Regions from separate parts of the Mus musculus genome. Here region 2 is linked to region 1. A link is a loop called in an ENCODE intact Hi-C map of the cell type or tissue named here. Cell type or tissue: heart. All regions are shown on one strand. Links, peaks and the distances in the headings refer to the core of each region. The heading gives the core; the rest is flanking DNA.

Region 1 (2,807 bases), core at 279-2,778:
GATTTTTAAAAATTCCTATAATTTTCTTTAACCCAAAGCACTTACCACCACTGTTAATGCATTTAATTCCCCATCATTATCGTGAAGGACTCTGTTGGTGATATTATAATTCAGATATCTAAGTGTAGAGCTGGCATTTGCTGGTGGCGTGTCACTAAACTGATGATAGCTGTAAAATGATCCTAATTGAGGAGCTAAGAGGGGCTAAAGAACATGACCATGGTGCAGCTGATTGGACGTGTGACGTCATCTTCTGACATAGTTATTGAGAAGGAGCAGGGGTAAGCAATGAGTATCCATAAAGAGCCATAGACGTCAGAAAACCCACAGCAGAGATAAACAAAGAGACCACAGCCAGGAGAGAAAACACTGGAAACCTGAGAGCGGTTACTATATGGGAAGCCTAAATGCAGGGTAGACAATAAGAGGAAGAGAAGTGTGAAGAGAGGATGTCTGTGGTTGCCACACTTTAGTTCAGATCTAAGACACACAGTGGGACTTACATGCCTCAGCATATTTCCTGAAAGAAAAATCTTATTTCAGAGAAGTAATTGATCTGTCCAAACAACTGGTGACAAGTGACTTTTATACCTCTACACTAACCTGATACGTGAGACGCTTCTGGAATTTGGTAGTTTTTTTAAAAAATTAGCTAAACTCTAAAGACCGTGAAAAATGTAAAAGTGGACAGCAGATTTAGGGGGAAATATGTTCTTGGATGAATATAGATTTTGGTGGGAAGGGGAAATAGAACACATGGTATAATGAATTTGTTTGCTCATGCTGCATTGAAAGACAAATTGCCACATCCTCAAGTCCTGAGCCAGAGCCCTGCTATGGTGGCTGGTGCATTACATATCAGCAAATGCTTGTTTTGTACTAACTAGTCAATAACTCTCTCTCACGAGAGTCTCTGGTCAGCCAACTGCTTATGCCTGGAGAGTTCATTCAGAGTTCTGTAAGAGTTCTCTGTGGTCCAACTCTCCTACTGTTCCTTCCCCACAACAAAAGGCATTTCCAGCATTTCCTGGGTCTACATTTTTCTCCAAAGAATTATCATCAAAGATCACCAGGCTCTGTTTCAGAGAGCAACCTACTGTGTGCTCAAAACCGTTGCAAGGTTTAAGGGCTCACAGCATCTTACTTGTCAAGCTACCGTAAGGTAATTCAATTATATCCAAGGAAGAAGACAACTTCTCTTTATTGAGCACTGTCTTGTTTTACCTTACATGAATCCGACACTTGGGAATAGTAAACATTTCAGGCCTACACTTCTTGTTCAATGTTCTTTGGCTCCAAGGAGATTTTATCGTCTGGTGGTGCTGGGAATAGAGCCAGTGGCCTTGAGAGTGCTAAGCAAGCATTCTGCTTCTGAGATACATTCCTGGCCCAGGGAGTATTTTCAAAATGCATGTGCCTCTGCCCTTGTGTCAGAGGGTAATGACAAACAGTTAGGCTTGTATTCCCCAAGAATCAAAAGTGTGTGAACTATGCCTAGCTCTTAAGCTACATTAGGGGACTAAACCAAGGATTCATTTCTGGGCTTCTGGGAACAAAAAACAATCACTGTAGTCTCAGCACCAGTAGAGGGCAGCATGCCCTATACCAACCTAATTCACAAACTTCACTTCTGTGACCCAATGTCTTACTCAGTCCTGAAGTGTTCAGGGTCAAGCGCTCGCTCACATTAGCAGGTAAGAACTGCAAACAGTTATACCCCTAATAGAGCACTGACTTCTCATAGAGGATCACCCTAGATGGTACAATTTTTAAAAATTCACTTTGCAGGTAATTTTATAAGCTAAGTTTCTGAGAAACACATTTGCACAACATGGTTATCTATGCATGAAGTTGAGCTGTCACATTTTAAATCACACCCAATTTGTGGTCTTCTAAATACATGGGAATCTGTGATGGACTAAAGTGTCCTGAAAGTGTCATGCCTGTGATGGAGATTTTGCAGCCTGACCTACAGAAACCTGTGCTTGTGGGAGGCTGAATGTTGTAGACCTGGAGCCTGGGCTATCTCCGGCTATCATTGATTCCCTCAATAGACATTTGTTACCCATCTTAGTCAAAAGACACAACATCCTTCTGATTTTCAGGTAAAAACGTTGGAATGTATTACGTAGACACTATCTTCCACTAGCCTGAAAGTTAAGAATGTCATGACACAGTGTCTAAAACCTACAGCAGACATCCCCTGCTTTGCTATAACCTGCCTACCTGATGACCCACCCCAAAATTCAGCAAATGATTTTGATTTATGTCGTTCTTTTAATCTGTGATCGTGTAATACAAATTCATGTAATCACTTCTAAAGTGGAATATGTCATGAGTCCCAGTCTGCATTGCTGGGAGAGATAGCCACTCATATACGGCACAGAATCAGCCTTATACTCCCTTTGGAAGCACCTGGCTTTGTCTACAAGCAAGAACTACCAGTTTACCCATTCTTGGTTCTGTGTTAGAAACAACTGAGCATGCTCCATTTGAATCATTAAAACACCTGGTGGGTTATATGCGCTGAGAGATACACGGGCACATACACACACATACATGCACGCGCACACGCACTCACTCACCCACGAAGGCATACATATACACAATTTGGCTAGTACATGTCAGAATTACCTGGAGAGCTGCTTGATAGATCCAGGTTTGGAGCATGAAGGAGATGAGTCCAAGCGTACTGTATCAGACACGTGTCTAGTGGAAAAGGCTCACTAGTACGCACAGAGCTGCTGCTGTGCAGTGCAGGAATTGGGGCTGGGGACGGGGAGGCTGGTAGGGATGGGTGAGGAAAG
Region 2 (2,807 bases), core at 186-2,685, 570 kb before region 1:
GTAGCGCAGGGTTTCACTGCGGTCAGAAGCTGCAGGGGCCTCGGTGGGACTTGCAACACAGCTTCTCAACACAGCCTCTCCAACCATTCACTGTAGATGCCTTTGTTGTGTAATGTACTTAGGGAACATGACCCCAGCACACAGATACTCTGTCGCTACAGCACTTGATAGGTGACCCAGAGCTTAGATAATGCAAAACTAGAGGAGACTTCCAAAACGATGCCCGTCTTTCATTTCAGGCCCCTTTGAAAGGAGTCTGGGTAGATCTTTGATGAGCGTTCAAGGTTAGGGTTTGGAGCTGAAGTCCCTTGTCAAGTTTATGGTTTTGTCTGTCTTGAGATAATAGACATATAAAAATAAACGACCTTTACATTGAGCAATGTGAGGGAGTAACATGGGCAATATCAGGACACCGCAACATTCGTCTTGAGCAGAATCCTTTCCTGAAAAGGTCACCAGGCAAAATATCAAGTCAAGGCGGTGGAGAGTCCCAGGGGCATCAGGGAGCAATCAGAGGGACAGCCTAGGTACCAGAGGGAAGGAAATGTGTGCTTTCCAAAGCAGTGCCAAGGGTACAAGGCTTTGTGAAGAAAGAAACACCCTTGGATGGGGAGAGCGCAGAGTGCTAGTTCTTTGGAGATGATGGGAGATTGAGAGATTTAGCTTTGATCATATTGCATCTGAAGTGCCTGCTGGAGAACCTAGTAGGGATGTTTAGTAGAGACTAGCTCATGAGCCTGAGTTCACAGCCAGAGACCTGACTTTCAGGTGCTTCCCAGGATGCCTCCATGGGTCCCTTCCTGCAGGCGCACAGGGCCTCCTCCTGGGAGAGGCCTGCTTTAATGTTCTGCAGTTGTTAAGCTTTGGGTCTTGATTTCTGCGCAAGGTGCATGGCATCTCGCTGGGTTCCAAAAATTATATAAGTAATACCAGAGGAATCAGAAGGTGTCCTGAGCACTTCACTATTTTCAAATTGGAGGCTCTTAGAGGCAACAGAAAGGTTTTGGAACCGGGTGTGAAGCAGTTCGGGGAGTCAGGAATGTCGCCAAAAGCTCCAGAAAGAACCTGGGCATTGATGCTTGACTCTTCCGTGGAGGTCACCGATGACCTTGGAAGAGCTGCTATTGTGTAACTGTGGGGAGAGATATCTGTTAGTGGGAGTGCAAGAGAGGATTAGAAGACCGGGCTTGGAAACAGACTGTTCATGGTACCCTTTTAGGCTATGCTTTGCAGCTAATGGAGGGAGAAGCAAATGGAGTGGTTCCCATAGAAGTAAGAGAGAGAATGCACTGTTTGAAGACTGACTATGCAGTCCAACCGCAACAGGAAGGATATCCCAGACAGGGGCTTCTCAGTGGTCTGTGGCATGAGCCACAGTGGGAAGCAGGGCTCAGAGCAGAGCTGTTTAGAGGCAGATGTGGGGGTGTGGAGGATAAAATGTGAGACTTGACAACACAGGTCTATTTCGAACACATAAGTCATGGATGGGTGAGAGGTCGGGTGGAGACCTGGGTAAAAGGCCTGACGATTGTGTACTCCCATACAATATTAGTGATGTGATCTTCAAAGACTCCCACTGTTTCTCATTTTTCTGCAAACTAGCAGGTCTGATGGCTAACAGTCCTTTGAGAGCAGATGCCAAACAGCCAAACTAGCTGTTTAGCAAAGCAGTTCCACCTGGGGTCATTATTTCTGGCGAGAGAGCTTTAGGCTCCCATTTTGCTCAGGGTGCCCTGTTGTACTTTTCTCAGTTCTTCTCCACAGTGATCTCTTACTTATCAAGTGATGGGGATCCAAAGCCCAGTTGTCTGTGACAGGCTGTAGCCTGAGGTCCTGGATATACAACGACCACCTTCTGTGTGCCAGACACTTCAGGGATCTGGAGACAGGGCCCTGAACAGGATAGGTGTTCTCTGGATAGAGCCCAATGACTAGGGATAAGCACAAAGCACACTTGCTCTTGGTGGCTCTCAGCTTGTACCCAGCCTGGGGCCTACATGCACAGGCAAAGGACACAGGTGAACAGGGAGGCGAAGCAGAGAGTGTGTACAGGTGTGCAGGCAGTGGCGGCTGGGAGCGAGGATGGGAAGGAAGGGGGAGCTGTTCTCTGGGGACTGCAACATCCTTGTTCGCTAGGGAAGACGAGTCTTCCCTATCATTGAGTTTCTGAATTTGGTGTCATAAAAGTTTGGCAATAAAGAGCAGGCAGGCAGCGAGCATAGTGCTGATACCTTTAATAAGTTTAAATACGGGACCTGCATGGCTACAAGTCCTACTGAAAATGCTCTTGCAGGGCTGTTCCAACATTTTTACCCAACCCTTCCATCTCTATTGTGGTGATTATTATTCTTCGGGTTGCTGTACCCCCTTGCTGTCTTTAAATATCTTTTAGGGGTTTTTAACCCCATTTCAGACCATATTGCTCCCAGATAAAAGACACAGAAACCTTTAGATTTATAATCTTAAATACGCTAAAGCAGAGCGGATATCAACCCTCTACGCTATTTCGTCTACTTCCCTGTGGAAGTGATTTCTGAGACATCACTTACTATGGTCTACTTGGGCTGCTCCACTCCATCGGGCCAGCCCCCGTGCCATGCACTGGAGATCCACCTGCCCCATGGTGACTTTCTTCTTTCCTTCTCCTTCTTCTTCTCTTTCTGTGACCCCAAGCATAAGAACTTTTGCTCTGCCTCCCTCCCTCCTGCCTAGCTCAGGCTGCAGGCATCTTTATTAACCAATTAGGATAACTTTCGGGCAGGGGGCGGGGCAAGGTTTATCCAACTAAAGCTGGTGTACTGCAGAAT

Evidence for each region. Peaks named below come from ENCODE experiments on the same cell type or tissue, not always from the same donor. Only the 100,000 strongest peaks of a DNase experiment are listed, where the experiment ranks them.
Region 2: a loop joins it to region 1, with 2.7 times the contacts of the local background. A loop is called at or near these places in 3 of 42 quality-filtered maps.

Annotation. Positions count from the first base shown.
Region 1 is chr14:59,602,982-59,605,788 of GRCm38, reverse strand. No RefSeq gene overlaps it. Among named protein-coding and RNA genes, the nearest start is that of Cdadc1, 6.4 kb to the right of the region's middle. In heart, for the core only: a CTCF peak has its summit at 1,585 (motif pointing right); no DNase peak of the experiment used is centred there; H3K27me3 peaks cover 357 bases.
Region 2 is chr14:60,173,908-60,176,714 of GRCm38, reverse strand. Gm33582 (a long non-coding RNA gene) reads right to left here. Exons shown (of 3, transcript XR_874667.3): 1 at 2,550-2,807. Among named protein-coding and RNA genes, the nearest start is that of Gm33582, 3.7 kb to the right of the region's middle. In heart, for the core only: no CTCF peak of the experiment used is centred there; no DNase peak of the experiment used is centred there; H3K27ac peaks cover 1,406 bases; H3K27me3 peaks cover 1,202 bases.